3 separate regions of the Homo sapiens genome follow, and regions 2 and 3 are each linked to region 1. The links are chromatin contacts, found by Hi-C or POLR2A ChIA-PET in ENCODE. All regions are on one chromosome and are shown on one strand. The core of a region is the stretch at or near the end of the contact, and the rest is flanking DNA. Distances in the headings are between cores, read along the strand shown.

Evidence for each region. A loop is a pair of places that touch in the nucleus more often than their neighbours do. ChIA-PET counts read pairs that join two places held with the same protein, here RNA polymerase II (POLR2A). Pooled maps may share reads with other maps.
Region 2: a loop to region 1 is called in a pooled map, with 2.2 times the contacts of the local background. The contact joins the promoter of RPL26L1-AS1 here to the promoter of FGF18 in region 1. A Hi-C loop is called at or near these places in 1 of 50 pooled maps. POLR2A ChIA-PET finds 5 or more read pairs at or near these places in 2 of 52 experiments (BJ and activated CD4-positive, alpha-beta T cell).
Region 3: a map of CD4-positive, alpha-beta memory T cell shows a loop between it and region 1 (8-fold over the local background). The contact joins the enhancer-like site here to the promoter of FGF18 in region 1. A Hi-C loop is called at or near these places in 2 of 168 maps with a recorded cell type or tissue (CD4-positive, alpha-beta T cell and CD4-positive, alpha-beta memory T cell) and 7 of 50 pooled maps.

What each region holds. Positions count from the first base shown.
Region 1 is chr5:171,416,460-171,421,626 of GRCh38, forward strand. It overlaps FGF18 (fibroblast growth factor 18), which reads left to right and starts at 3,188. Exons shown (of 5, transcript NM_003862.3): 1 at 3,188-3,772; 2 at 3,948-3,984. The coding sequence starts at 3,741. RefSeq lists silencers at 3,025-3,134, 3,255-3,364, 3,505-3,554, 3,615-3,694.
Region 2 is chr5:172,956,967-172,962,133 of GRCh38, forward strand. RPL26L1-AS1 (RPL26L1 antisense RNA 1) reads right to left here and starts at 2,402. Exons shown (of 4, transcript NR_026682.1): 1 at 2,324-2,402; 2 at 1,173-1,291; 3 at 188-336. It overlaps RPL26L1 (ribosomal protein L26 like 1), which reads left to right and starts at 2,458. Exons shown (of 4, transcript NM_016093.4): 1 at 2,458-2,502; 2 at 2,899-3,075. The coding sequence starts at 2,908.
Region 3 is chr5:172,693,526-172,698,692 of GRCh38, forward strand. It overlaps LOC107986479 (a long non-coding RNA gene), which reads right to left. Exons shown (of 3, transcript XR_001742997.1): 2 at 4,051-4,195. Among named protein-coding and RNA genes, the nearest start is that of MIR5003, 34 kb to the left of the region's middle. RefSeq lists enhancers at 4,122-4,281, 4,352-4,411. Within about 2 kb of position 3,073, at least 13 of the 41 ENCODE cell types and tissues checked have a DNase peak (open chromatin) inside an H3K27ac peak, as active enhancers do.

The DNA of each region.
Region 1 (5,167 bases), core at 1,938-4,437:
AAGAATGAAGTGGAATGGTGTAACAGCATTCCACTTCATTCTTAGCCAGGGTAAAGCTTTTTTAACAAACTGAATTTTGACTGTTTCAAAGCCCTTAATTGACAAATTGTGGCATATCTATACTATTAAGTACTATCCCACGATGAAAATTGACTACTGCAAAATGCAACAATGGATCAATCTCAAACATGCTCAGCCAGACACAAGCACATAATAGGTGGTTCCATTTATGTGAAATCGAAAATAAACCAGTGCCAGATAAATGATTGCTTGGGACGAGCAATTGGGGGCCGGAAGATTGCCTGAGAAGAGGTGGTGTTTGTACCTAGATACATTTGTCAGAACTGAACTGTACACTTAAAACTGATGCATTGCAAAACTGGTACCCTTAAGCCATTGATGGCTACTTAATTTCCTGTGAAGGCCTGGTCAAGCACATTGCCTGTTTTCACCCTCATCTCTTGCCACACTCTCCCTGGCTAACCCTGCCAGTCGCCTAGCCTTTTTCCACTGGAGGCACTTTGCATCTTTTACCTGGAATATTCCTTTGCATGGCTATCTACTGTCTTTGGGTCTTGGCCTTAATGTTACCAAGAGGTCTTCTGGCTTCTCTATCCCACTGGTTTCTCTCAAAACACTGGTAACAAGCCAGCATTTATCTCTTGGTGTATTTGCTTATTGCCCATCTTCCCTAGTGGAAACGAAGTGCTTTTTTAGTGCAGGGACCTTGCCTGTCTTTCAGTGAGGGCTCGACACTGTAGGATCTCAATAAATTGTGATTGAATTAGTAAGAAGTGACTACTAAAATAGTGGTATATATTAAGTGTTGTATGAACATGCCAAATCCAGATAGAACCCATTTAAGATTCAGGCATATGGTAAATAGGTCATGTTGGTAAATAGGTGCATGAAACTAGAGGGTGTGAGTGGTGGGGAAAAGAATGTGTAGTATAAAATGGATTTGGAGTCAAAAGACATTCTGACTAGATGCCTCTTCAACTGTAAATTGGAAATGATCCTGCCTCCCTACTTCATGAAATTGTTCAGAAAGAAATGTGAAAATAACCTGAAAGTAACCTGAATAATAATTAGGATTATTAGTTAGCAGCTAAAACGTTTGGAGTTTTCATTGTGTGCCAGACACTCATTGAGTACTCACAACTCTGTGAGAGTTGTTACTGTTCTTAGCCATATTTTGTAGAGGAGGAAGCAGAATCTCAAACCGTTGCTTGCTGGAATTTATAAGTAAATGTTGGTGGCAGTATTCAAATGCAGTACTTCTGACTCCTGAGTTTATGCTCTTACTCAGAACTGTTCTCTTGGCTGGACTTTTTGGTCAGTCTGATTTGTTTGGTAGGTGAGATTGGCAAATATACTTTGAGCATTGAAAAATACTGCAAGCATTTTAGATAGGGTATAAATAATTATATACCCATTCCATTCACAAGTAATAAAAAATAGTAACAATATAGAAAATTGGAAGCATGATTCTTAGCCAGGAGATACTTCAAACTAGCAGATGGTAAGCCAAAAACTCCTCGACTGGGTTTGTCAATCTTCCTATAAAGCAAGATCAAAGACGGCGGCAATGACTCGGGTCATCGGTGGGAGCATTTCTGTCCATTTCTATTTATGGTTGGTCATTGCATCCTATCTTGGGATCGATTCATTTTCTCCAGAACTTGGGAAGTTACGAGTAACTCTGCAAGTCCAGCTCTGGCAATCAGAATGTCTAAGTAAATTCAGCTTAAAAGCTTCATGCAGGAATTTTCCCCCTCAGCACCTGGTTTTGAAAAGGTTTTCTGCACTTGTGTCCGATGTTGAAACAGAGGCTATCTGTTTAAAATAGCCTCAGCTTTGAAAGGGAACTTAAAATAGCTTGCAAGGAGGCCTGATATTTGGAACAATTACTAATGTTTTATAGTCATGGCTTCAGCAAATAGCACTGTTCGACAGTCCTACCTCAGTTTATGCTCCAGTGGACCATCAACCATTGCCAACGCAAGGAGGCTTTAACCAAATAGTCCAGATTCCTGAGTTTTGCTTGAGCCTGTCCTCCAGCGTCTTTCTCACTGTGACCTATTTTCCTTAGCATCAGGCTCAAGCAGAGCTTGGCTGACACCAGCTCTAGACAGTGAGGCAGGTACGTGACAAGAACACCTACGTTTTGGGGTTGGTGGGAAGGACAGGAGTTATGCCTCTGGAAGGGGCAGAGGCGGTAAGAACCAGTGTCCTGAATGGGGCCCTGGTTAAAGGAACGAAGCTGCCTAGTATGCAAACGGAGGCAAGTCTTAGTCCGGTTTTGGGAGGAGGCCGGAAGAGGGCCTCAGCGTGGTCGCTGACCAGAGTCCTGCTGGCTGCTCCCCGGCGTGCAGCCGTCCGTGCTGGGGTTGCAGTGACGTCTCGGGGCCGCTTGGTGGTAGCCGTGTGTTTCCAAAGCTGGCTCGCCTACGGGAGAGTCCAGCTGGGATCCCGTGAACCGACCCCAGAGCCCCGGAGGGGGCGAGGGGTGGGAAGGAGAGATGCCCGGGAGCCCCCTTCGCAGCGGCAGGGACGTAAGAAGAGGACGGGGGCTCACTTAAGTGGGTAGCCAGTCAAGAGGGTGGCTGGGAAACTCCACGATCGCAGGGCGGGTAAAAGCGACCCCCATTCAGTGGAGCCGCCCCGGGGCTGGGTTTGACCCGCCCCTCTCGGCTCTCCACTAGAGCGCTGGTGAGTGAGTGCGAGTAGCGAATGTGGGCAGGTGAGGACGTTCCGTACCTAACTGCGTTCTTGGGGAGCATCGCCTGCCCAATTTGGGCAACGTTTGCGCGGAGGAGCGGTCACTGCGCTCGGGCGCAGAGCTCCGACGGCTTCCAGCGCTCACCAGCTTCAGTCTCGCGGGTCCTGCCCCTTTGGAGCTGCCGGTCCCGTCTCCGAGAGTCTGAGCGCCTCCCCTCCAACCCCGAGCCGCCAGGAGAAGGAGGAGGAGGCAGCGAGAGGCCGCGGCAGGCAGGCGAGCAGGCAGGGCCGCCTTTGATGTGGGCTGGGCGCACCCAGGCGAGCTGAGCGCCCGTCCGGCCGCGCCCCGAGGGGGGAGCCCCCAGGCCCCGCATCCTCATTGTGCCGGCTCGGGCCCGGGCCCGCCCCCGGCCCCCCGCCCCCTCGCCGCCCGCGCGTAGAAAACGCCCCGGCCGCCGCCAGTGGTGGGAGGCGGCGATGCGCACGGCCGGAGAGACGCGGAGGAGGAGACATGAGCCGGCGGGCGCCCAGACGGAGCGGCCGTGACGCTTTCGCGCTGCAGCCGCGCGCCCCGACCCCGGAGCGCTGACCCCTGGCCCCACGCAGCTCCGCGCCCGGGCCGGAGAGCGCAACTCGGCTTCCAGACCCGCCGCGCATGCTGTCCCCGGACTGAGCCGGGCAGCCAGCCTCCCACGGACGCCCGGACGGCCGGCCGGCCAGCAGTGAGCGAGCTTCCCCGCACCGGCCAGGCGCCTCCTGCACAGCGGCTGCCGCCCCGCAGCCCCTGCGCCAGCCCGGAGGGCGCAGCGCTCGGGAGGAGCCGCGCGGGGCGCTGATGCCGCAGGGCGCGCCGCGGAGCGCCCCGGAGCAGCAGAGTCTGCAGCAGCAGCAGCCGGCGAGGAGGGAGCAGCAGCAGCGGCGGCGGCGGCGGCGGCGGCGGCGGAGGCGCCCGGTCCCGGCCGCGCGGAGCGGACATGTGCAGGCTGGGCTAGGAGCCGCCGCCTCCCTCCCGCCCAGCGATGTATTCAGCGCCCTCCGCCTGCACTTGCCTGTAAGCGCCCGCGCGCGGGGCTGCCCACCTTGCCTGGCTGTCTGTCCGTATGCCTGTGCCCTGTACCTCTGTCTGCCCGCCCGTCGGTTCACCTGACTCTTCGACTGCGTGTCTGTCTGTCCGTGCGCCCCCTTCCTCAGGTCCCACTGACCGCTTCTCCATCTGTTTCCCGCAGGTGTTTACACTTCCTGCTGCTGTGCTTCCAGGTACAGGTACGTGGGCTCCTGACTTTGACCTCCTCCCGCCCCTGCCTCGCGGTACACGCCGACCCCCCTTCCCCGGCCGCGCCCCCTCCCTGTGCCCCACCCCTCCTGGGCGCTGAGCCCAGTGCACCTGTTCCCAGGGCGCGGAAGGGCGGCTCCGCGTGCGCCCTGCGCCGGCGGGGAACCGGCCAAGGGCAAGGGGCTCTGCCGCGGGGCCCGAGGAGGCGCTGGCTGTCGCGGCCACTGTCGGCCTCGGCTGGGAGGAGATCCCGCAGAGCCGGCGGGCTCAGCCGCAACAATATACCCAGCTCTAAGACCCCTGCCCGCAGCCAGCGAGGGGTAGGACCTAGGGATTTTCTCTGCCAACCTTCCCTTAACATCGCCGCTTCCAAACAAAAAGACTTTCAGCCGAGTGGATTTCGAGTCCAGGGAGAAAGCTTCAGTTGTAAATTACTCTGTGGTTTTGAAGGCGCTTGCAGCACTGAGACACACACACAGACACACACACATGCCCGGGACGAGGGGAAGCTCGAGGGCGCCTAGGCCGAGTGGCCGCTGCCCGCGAGGCCGCTCCCGGATGGGCCGCGCTCCGCACTCCCTCGCCTAAGGTGGTGCAGCCCTCGTTGGTTCCCCGCCTGCTCCCGGTTCGCTCGCTCTCCGTGAATCAGAAGAGGGCTTGGCGCTCGGCCTGGAAAGCACTTGCTAAAATCTGATCTGTTACTTCAGCAGCTTTCAGACTCGGGAAGGTCTTGGCACGCAGACAGTTGGAACGCTCTGGCTTCCAAAGCCGTAGAAATGAAGGAAAAAGGGTTGGGGGGAGGGAGAGAGAAGAGCGAAAAAGGGAGCCGACTTCAGCCCCGATTAGAACCAGACCAGGGCTGCCTCTGCATGGTGGGGGTCGGGGGGCGGCGGGCAAAGGGAATAGGAAGCGTCAGCTCCCCAAGCCCCCACCCACCTAGTGCTGCAAGGGGCCAGGCCAGGAGGAACTGGACACAGGTCAAAAGAGGGTTGTCTGACCCTTCCCCCTCGGTGGAAGGCAGGTGGCTTTCCGGGATTAGAGAAGATTCTTAGACCTTAGCCTTCTGGATTGTGGAGATCCCCAGAGCTAGCCTTGAGCACAGGAAATTGGTGGTTCTCCCGGTTTTCTGGCTCAAGGAGTGTTGTGTGCCTTGAGCACTGCGCGACTCAACAG
Region 2 (5,167 bases), core at 1,152-3,651, 1.5 Mb after region 1:
CAATGAGGTAAGTACTATCATTATTCCCATTTTTCAGATGGGAATAAACTGAGTGACCAAGAGGCTGAATATCTTCTCCAAAGCCAAAGAACCAGGCAGTGGCAGAGATCCAAACCCAAGCGATTTGGGTGCCAGGGCTCAAGCACTTCCCCATGCAGCCACTGCCTCGAGAAATAAAAAGACTCACCAGACACTTCCTCTGTGCTAGGTGCTTTGAGTTCCTGCGCATGTTTCCAGGGGTGGGCATGAGACAAGACAGCCAGTCTCACTACATTGTTAGAATGACAGCCTCCAGCTCTTGTCATCCAGGATATCATTGTGCCTGTTTTAATTTTACTGAACCACACAGCATGTTAAAAACAAAACAAAACAAAGCAAAAAGCCTTCCCTGCTCTGCTTGATCATGGATACTCCTTGATGATCTTGGGTTCTCAAGATCTGTCTTTACATGGCTTTCCTTCACCAGTGAGGCTCTGAACTTCTTGGGAGCACTCCTCCCCAGATCTCTTTAATCAAGACCTGTACCTGGCTCCATGTAGGTACCAAATAAATTGATGAGCAAATGAATGAATGTATGAGTAAATAAGTGGGTGAATGACAATAAATGGATATGTGATAGAGAAATGAGTGAATAAACAGAACCAGTGAGTGAGTGAGTGAATGAATGAGTGAATGAATGAATGAACTCCTTGGGGCAGGGCATGGGTTTGACTAACACCTAAGGACTATTCTAAGAAGAACCTCTGACCTTTACTGTGTGTGCGCCGTTATGCCAGCGTCTGCTCCTGGGTTGCCGATAGGTAATGACTTCCTTTCTTAGGACTGCCCCCCAACCTCCTTATTCTTGGAGCCTGGGCACACGCACAGCTGGGTGGCCCTTCAGCTGATACTGCCTTAACTGCTTTAACTCTGCCTGCTGTGCTGTCCAGGCTTCTGCAAATAGCCCAGGTGTGGCCATCCTCCAGAGGCCTCCAACATTAACTGTGAAGGGCCCGGAATAAAACCTAGTATTAGTAGGCCAGGCGCAGTGGCTCACGCCTGTAATCCCAGTACTTTGGGAGGCCGAGGCGGGAGAATCACCTGAGGTCGGGAGTTCAAGACCAGCCTGACCAACATGGAGAAACCCCGTCTCTACTAAAAATACAAAATTAGCCGGGCGTGGTGGCGCATACCTGTAATCCCAGATACTGGGGAGGCTGAGGCAGGAGAATCGCTTGAACTTGGGAGGCGGAGGTTGCGGTGAGCCGAGATGGTGCCACTGCACTGCAGCCCAGGGAACAAGAGCGAAACTCTATCTCAAAAAAAAAAAAAAAAAAAATCTAGTATTAGTAAACGCAGGTGTTTAACAATGTCACCACTACATGTCAGGGAACACTGATAAACTAAGAGAGAGCACGGGACCTGCCTGGGTGTGGCTGCTGTACTTGCAAGACATCTTCCCTCTCTGAGTTTCAGCATGCCGGCATTTGGCACTAAGTTGTCGTTCAACATATATGGAATGAATGAACGAAAGGGAGAGTTGGAGTTAATAACACCTTGCATAGAATAAACCCCGTCGGTTCTTAACCCGAAGAGAGTCGAGACCCAGAGCCCTTTTCCTTCCCTGCCGCCACGGTGCCCACGGAGGGGGCGTGGTTGATCTCCCTCACAGCTCCGTCGGGACCAGAGACCCGGGGACCTTTTACACCCAGGGTCCGCGCAAAGTGTCGGCCTAGCCAGTGGTTGGGTGGCGCCCGGGCCTCCAGGCAGTCTTCCAGGGGTCGGCGAACGAAACGCGGAGCTCGGGAGCGACCCGGCGGGGCCAGGCACGGGCAGAAGGGCCAAGAGGGCCACAGGTGGGCGCGGAGCGGCCGGAGTGGGCGGGGACTGGATGAGAGGGGCGGGGTCTAGGAGAGAGGGGCGGGGCGGCGGCCACAAACCCGCAGGCACGCCGCCGGCCGCCGTTTAGTCCCAGAGATAGAAAAAAGTAGAGGTAGGAGGGCGCGGCGGCTCACGCCTGTAATCCCAGCACTTTGGAAGGCCGAGGCGGGCGGATCACGAGGTCAGGAAATCGAGACCATCCTGGCTAACAGGGTGAAACCCCGTCTCTACTAAAAATACAAAAAATTAGCCGGGCGTGGTGGGGGGCGCCTGTAGTCCCAGCTACTCGGGAGGCTGAGGCAGGAGAATGGCGTGAACCCGGGAGGCGGAGCTTGCAGTGAGCCGAGCTCGCGCCACTGCACTCCAGTCTGGGCGACAGAGCGAGACTCCGTCTCAAAAAAAAAAAAAAGAACACCAGTAAGCCTCTACCGCAGGCCCTACACAAGCAGGCCCTTGTACTCACTGGCATCGCCCTCCCGGGGCCGCCAGGAATGAGGCACTGAGATCCCACCCCAAGCCGCTGGGGGCGCCATTCGACTTCGCTCCTACGGAAATGGGGCTTCGATGTCTTTCTGCGCTTGCGCGGCACGGAAACTCACTTCCGGCCCTGCGCACTCAGGGTCTGAGGCAGCTAGTAGCCGGGTGAGTGGAGGCTGGAGTTTTCTCGGACAGTGAACTCTACCGCCCCGTGAGACCCTGCCCTATGTGTCGCGGGAACACATGTCACCCCACAGCTCTCTTTGAGTGACCTCCCGACCACCCATTCCTGCCTAACCCTAGCATTCCTTCCTCAGCCTCAAGGTCCCAGTGCTACCCTCTCCCCCACGACCCCTTTAGACGGGCATGCGACCTCCACACACGCCTCACTTTATGTGATAGTCAGACTAGTCGCATCTCTCTGTCCTCCCTCAGTTGCCTTTTCAGAGGCTACCTCCCCTGTAGAGCCTTTGTTGGGGGATGAGGAGTGTCTTGGGTCGAGAACAGGCCCCTGTAACCCACTGAGCGCCCCTTCATTCCGTCTCTCTCCGCCCTTTGTAGAGGGTCACCATGAAGTTCAATCCCTTCGTTACCTCGGACCGCAGTAAAAACCGCAAACGTCACTTCAATGCCCCCTCACACGTGCGCAGGAAGATCATGTCATCCCCGCTCTCCAAGGAGCTGCGGCAGAAGTACAATGTCCGCTCCATGCCCATCCGCAAGGACGACGAGGTCCAGGTACGTCTCCCTCCGGCGCTAGTGGCGCTCGGACACCGTTGCCTAAGAACGTCATGCGTGGAGCAGTCACAGACTCACATGCCTCAGGACTCTGGAAAGTAGTGTGACCCTTCAGATGTGTTAGGCCAGAGATAGGGTTCAGAGCCACCAGAGAGTGCCTGCGTTGCTTTAGAGCATTTAATTATTTAATAGTAATAGTAAAATTTAATAAAACAGTATGTCAACCAAGCAAAAACCTGCTTTTTTGTTTGTTTTGTAGAGATAGGGTCTTGCTATGTTGCCCAGGCTGGTCTCTGAACTCCTGGCCTCAAGTGATCCTCCCACCTCAGCCTCCCAAAGCACTGGGATTACAAGTGTGAGCCACCGTGCCCCACCAAAAATACTTTTGATTTAACCTTCTGGCTGCTAGTTTGCCAAGTGTTGTTGCCCAGGGTGGCTTGTTGAACCAGACTGTAGGGGAAGGTGCTGCAGTGAGAGTAGTGTTTTAGTGTATTTGGGTGTAGTGGGATTGATGGACAGAGATTTGTGGGAGCTGGCCATGTGATAGCATTGGATTTGGCAGGAGAACTGGTAAAGATGCAGCGAGTCACTCTTTCATAATTTCTAAAAGACTGGCCCATGTGAGAACGTACAAGCCCTCTGTTCTCTGTGATTGGAGCTTAGAATGCATGAGAGGAGGGAAGGGAGTTGGATATGAGTGAAATAAGCAGGGGCTAGATTCATTCCTCAAAGGAATATTTATGGAGCACTTACCAGAGATTGTTCTAGGACAAGATTGACGAGGCCCTTGTTCTCATGGAGATCACGTTTTAGAGCAGGGTTTCCTAGCCTCAGCTCTATTGATATGTTGGACTGGATAATTGTTGTGGGGGGTGGGGGGTGGGGGCTGTCCTGTGCATTGTAGAATGTTTAGCAGCGTCCCTGGCCTCTCCCCACTAGATGCCAGTGGCACTCCCTCCCTTCACAGTTGTGACAAGCAAAAATATTTCCAGATATTGCCAAATGCTCCCTGGGGGGCAAAATCAACTCTTCCCTCACTCAGTTAAGAGCTATTGTCTTAGAGAATGAAATGACATAAGGTGATGAGGCTTGGTGTATCATCTGAGACACTGGGACTCTTTGAAGGTTTGGGGATATGTTAAGGAGGAAAAAATGTGGAGTTAAGCCGGAAGTGTGACAGGAAGAGTGGAAAGAGTAGTTCAGAGGTATGATCAGCAGTTTCAACCCCCTCTCTCCTGGATCCTTCCCATCAGACATGTTCTAGAATGGGGGAATTGCAAATACTTATAGGGGATAGGTAGGGATAGAAAATGGCAAACTGGAAAGCTCAAGCCTCACATATAAGATATAATCATCTACCTTTAGCCCATTGATGCCTGGGGGAAATGCAGGCCCATTGTTAGATTCTTGGATTTTCAAAGAGAGCTGGAAAATTTGGATTCACTTCCCTAGCCCACATTTCCTTCCAGCTACTACACTTTGTTCTCTATTCATAACCAACCTCCTCAAGAGAGCTGTCTACACTTCCTCATCTCCCATTCACTCTTGGATTCTCTTCAGTCTATTCCCTGTCCCCACTACATTATAGAACCTACTTTGACGTAGATCACTAATAATCCCTTCGTGACTGAATCCAGTGGACACATCTAGCATCTCTTTCTGCTCTGTGTTCTCTACGTAGGTAAAGAATAGGTAATAATCCGTTCTTAGAGCTTTAAATGTCTGCTGTGTGCTAACAACTCCCTCTTTTATATCCCAGTCCAGACCACTTTAGACAACCTGTATATCTGACTACCTATAACACAGACCTATAGATCTGACTACCTACTGAACATCTCTATTTAGGTAGCCCATTGACATTTCAAGCTTCTTAAGAGTACTCTTGATCCTAACACTCTCACTGCCTCCAGAATCCAACTCTACTCCCATCTTCCACATCTCCAGTAAGTGCCATTTATATCTCCCCAGCTGCATATGCCCCTAAACCTTTGTTATCTTTAACAACGCTCCTTAACCCCCTCTTGTAATCTACCATCAAGGCTTGTTGATTCTACCTCCAAAGTAAGTCTTGAACCTATTTCCTGTCCAGTTC
Region 3 (5,167 bases), core at 1,823-4,322, 1.3 Mb after region 1:
TCTCATTTTACAGGCAAGGAGGCCAAAGTCAAAGTAGGATTGGCCCCCAGGTGGGCCTGCTCCAGAGTCAAGGCAAAATCTTTCAGAGACACATTTCGCACCCCTTTACCAAAGTCTTAGTGAGGGGCCGAGTCTGTCCAAAACCCAGGATCCTTTCTCCCCTTCCAGATTTCCTTCCCACAACGCTATGTCCTTCTACTGGACCAGGCAACATTTTCACAGACGCTATCTGATAATCAAAACTTTTTTGAATAAAGAAAAAAAGGTAGGGCCAGGCGTGGTGGCTCAAGCCTGTAATCCCAGCACTTTGGAGGCCAAAGCGGGTGGATCACCTGAGGTCAGGAGTTCGAGACCAGCCTGGACCACATGGTGAAACCTCGTCTCTACTAAAAATACAAAAAATTAGCCAGGTGTGGTGGTGTGCACCTGTAATCCCAGCTACTCAGGAGGCTGAGGCAGGAGAATGGCTTGAACCCAGGAGGCGGAGGTTGCAGTAAGCTGAGATCGTGCCACTGTACTCCAGCCTGGGCAACAAGAGCAAAACTCTATCTCAAAAAAGAAAAGAAAAAAAGGTCATATTAATCTAGGCCCACTGCATTGTAAGAGACTGAAACCCAATTTAAGAAAAAAAAAAAAAAGAGCGGGCAGAATGTACTGACTCACGCCCAGAACAGATCAGTCTAGCTTCAGGAACAGCTAGATCCGGGTATTCACATGATGTTGTCAGGCCTCTGCCTCTGTCTCTCAGTTCTGCCTTCCTCTGAGCTGATGGCACTCTCAGGCAGACTCTCCCTTTGCAGCAACCAGAACAACCTCCAGTGACTCATATCATGCCAGTTTAGTGACCCTTTAAAAAAGTTTCGGGAAAAGTCCCAGTGCTGTCTCTCCTTTGACTCCTTGGATCAAAAGCTCAATCCCTGAACCTGTCACATGCCCACACCTGATACAAAACTAGGTATGGTATGGCCCTTACCCTCAAGAACCAACCAATCTGGAGGGGAAGGCAGACCCCTAAACAGACATGTTTAGACCAGTGCACTTCTGAAGCTGTGGGAACGATCCAATTCAGGCCACGAGGGCTCGGGATCATTTAGCGATGCAGTTAGGCATCCTTCTTTCTCCTGGCCCTGTGTGTTCTTACCAACACCTGAGCCATGTTCCCTGGCACATCCAATTCCTCCTCCCATGCTGCAGTGCACACAGCCCGTGCGCTGGCCCTCACCAGCCCCTGCCACCTGCGGTGCACCTAGCCTGGTGCGGTGGGGGTTCACTATTGTGCATGCAAATCCCTTTTTCTCATTCCCTGAGTTCCTGCAGGACAAGAAATCCTCCAGAAAGATAATAATACCAGATCATTTAATAAGCACTTAGTGTGTGCAAAGGACATCCATGACATCAGTAAATCCTCACAACAGTTCTCTGAAGTGGCTCCATCATTACCTTCATTTTACAGGCAAGAAGCCAAGACTGAGAAGGAATCAGTAACTTTCTCCTACTTTATATGGCCTCTCAAAGACAAAAAGTTTCTTCGCTTTCTGTTTGTAATTATGTCCTTGGACCTAGACCCCCTGGTTCCCAAGTGCAAATGGGCCTAGAACATTTGCAGCTGTGATTTCACAGACTCCCACCAGCCACCCATTGTATTACGGTCCCATTTTACAGGGAGGGGAAGGGGCTGCCCCACATCACACTGCTTAGGAGCTGTGGGGCCAGGATTTGAACCAGGCCTGGCTCTTTCCACCACATCACAGCATGTCTGTGGGTACATTGTCAGGAGGAGGGGGAGGGAAAGGAGGAAGGAGAGTAAGAAGAAAAGGACAAGAAAAAAACAGCCAGATTCAGCACCTCGAAGGGCTTTTTCTAGAAGAACATCAGCTGTGTCCTGACTCACACAATGCCTATCCGTTCAATTCCAGGGACAGGGAATATTTGCTTTTCCCTTCAGGCTCTGATCTCCCAGCTCTTGGAAGCTCCCACACAGGGATGTGGAAAACACGATTATTCCAGGCATCGAGCTATGGGAACAGAACCCCGACCTTGGCTGTTAAATACACCTATGGAGAAGCTTCCAGAAGCCCAGCAGTGGGGTGTGTTGGGGAGGAGATGCATCAAAACGAAATGCCTCAGGCAGCCTGATCCCCTTTCGTCAGCCTCCTCCCCTCTCAGCTTGGGCCTTCCCAGGTCTAAACCCTTCTCCCCAGACAGACAGCCTGACTCTCCTGACTCTCCGACTGGCCAGCGAAGACCTTGGCCATCCTTTCAGGAGCATGTGGGCCTGCTTAGGAGGGCTGGGCCGGCCTAACTGAGTTCACATCCATGCTCTGCCCCAGCCAGCAGAGGACCTGCCCTCCCCACTGGGCTTCCTAAGGGTGCCTCTCACATACCAAACTTTACGTGAATGTGCCCCCTGTAGCTGCACGATGGGGATGCCCCCTTCTGAGCCTCCCCCTCGTGGCCCCTACGTGGGCCCTGTAAGACCACACCCTCCCTCAGCCCTTAGGAGGCTGCATCCTGGCATCTTAGCTCTGAGCTGGGGTTTCCAGTGTGATGGGGTCTAGTGTGGTGGGTGAGTTCCCTCCAGCTGAGGGGACAGGCCTGCCTGTGCTGTGGGATCTTGGGCAAGTTACATACCCTCTCTGAACCTCAGTTTCTGCAGCTTCGAAGGAAGAGGGGTGTCAAATTGTGTCAGAAAGTGGCTGGCATATAGCAGGTGCTAAATGTTTTTTAGGAGTATTCTAGACCCTGCTACACCAGCTACCCCTCGCCCATGCCCTCCCCTGTCCCATCTGGGCCAGGGGCTGCCTCCATCCTCCTACAACCTCCTGGGCCTCCCGTGCCACCTCAGTGAGCCTGCCCTGCGACACTGTCAGCAGCATCTGCAGGTGACGCGGCGCATCCCCGGCTCCCAACACAGGGTCTACCAAACAGGAGAGTCTTAGTGTGTACACCCCTCACCCACACCCAGCGTGGAATTTCTGGCATTAGCACACCTCCCTTCCACAAAGAATGAACCGGAGTGGTGATCTGCTGGTGGGGTCGTGCCAGGCCTCGGGGCTGGCCCAGGCCCCCGCCCCTTGCTTGTCTTGGTTCCCAGTCAAGAGCGCTGGCCCCAGGCCTGGGAGGCTGACCGACCTCAGACTCCAAGGGGAAAGCCACACTTTTGCTCAACTCCCAGGAGCAGCCCCGCATTCCAGGAGGGGCGTGGGAAGCACCAAGCCTTCCCCAACTGAGCTGAGCGGGGAGCTGCCTGCAGCCACGCTGGCCCCCCCAGCCTCAACGCTGGCCCAAGCCCACTTTGGGTTCCCCAGGGACAACCACCCCACCTCAGAGGGATGGAGATGGGGCTCTGAGAGATTGCCACGGCCACCCCAGGAAAGAAACACCAGGATGTTCCCAGGAACCCTCTCTGGCTTCCCCATCTGCCCGCAGTTTCCCACGCTGACTCCGTCTCCTTTTTCTGGTGCCACCCCACCCCTGATCAGCACAAAAAGAGTTCCCTACATGACTCTGAGCAATGGCAGACTCCCTTCTGCCTCTGTCCCTCTGACAGGTGGTCCCAGGGCTGTCTAGAACCTACTCCAGGGCCATCCCTCCCGGCTGACCTTGCTATCTTTCCACCCTGGAGTTATTTCATCTGGAGGTGTTATGAATACAGACCCGGCTTGGGGGAGCCTCCCGCAAGGTACTACCCGAGCTGGACCTTAGATGCTGGACAGCCCTTGGCAGGCAGAAGCTCCTCCTGAGCACTCCCTGCAGAAAGGAGCTGCCCAAACGCAGAAGCTGATGGGCCCCGTGCTGGAGGAGCCCTCCAGGGTGGGGGCAAAGGTCCCAAGAGACATTTGCCTTCTGCAACAAACCAGCCTTTCTCCAAGAGGTTCACACGACCCTGCTGGCTGGCGCTCCTGAGCAGGCTTCCTCCCACAGGGCAAGCTCCCCTTGGCCTCCCAGGAAAGGATGGACGGACAGGCAAAGGGCAATGAAACGGCCTGGGCTGGGAGTGATCCTGGGTAAGGGCCCCGTCCCCTCGGGCTTCCCTTTCCGCGCCCTCACCATAAGGGAGTGAAACTGAAAGTCCTGAAGTTCAGGGAGGTGGCTCGCCAGGCTCCTCGGCAGAAGGCGCGGGGATTGGACGGTTTCTTTCTAGAAGATGGAGCACTGTCGCTCTCTAGTGGCCACGGTGAGAAGTGGCAAAGACCTGAGCAGAAAGACATTGGTCAAGGTCCAGGTGCTGGACAGATTTACACCCCCTACCATCCCCCCGAGCGCATCCTGCAGAAGCCGCAACGACCGGGAAGCCAGACTCCTGCAAATGGCCTTGTGGATCTGGGTAACCTTGAGGAGGCACGTCAGGGTGACATTGAGTCTGGGTCTGGGGTCAAGTCTGCGTTTGGGGGTGGACTGGAGCTGAGGGTGTGGTGGGCTGGGGCTGGGGCTGGGAAAGGATCTCCCCGCCCCTGCAATGCTGGGAGGATGGCACATGGACACGACGTTTCTTTACTCCGGTCCTACTGACCTGACCCGCTCCGTTTAACCCGCACGTCTGACCCTGTGCCGGGCACATTAGAATAAAACAAGTAGGGGAGGAAAATGCAATATTTTTAAACCCTCAAAGATAGACAGAAATGACAATGCAGCTAAAACTGCACCTTTGGCCATCAAAAAAAAAAAAGTGCCTCCCCAGTGCTTGAGATATTTATGCCCCAGCTGGTTCAAAAGAAGTTTGCTCTGGGGCAGGGCACGGTGGCTCACGTCTGCACTTCTGGAGGCCGAGGTAGGTGGATAACTTGAGGTCAGGAGTTCGAGACCAGCCTGGCCAAAATGATGAAACCCCGTCTCTACCAAAAATACAAAAATTAGCCGGGCGTGGTGACGGGCGCCTGTAATCCCAGCTACTCAGGAGGCTGAGGCAGGAGAATCGCTTGAATCCAGGAGGCAGAGGTTTCAGGGAGCCGAGATTGCACCATTGCACTCCAGCCTGGGCAACACAGCCAGATTCTGTCTCAAAAAAAAAAAAAGAGAGAAGTTTGCTCTGGGTTTGTGACAAGCTCTGTAGATTGGAAACCTCTGTAGGTTCCGCCTTTCAAGCAGGAGTAGCAGAAACCCAGCACAACTGGCCTGTATCAGTCTCAGTGCAAAGTATTTACTGGCTGTGGGGTGCTGAAAGCTG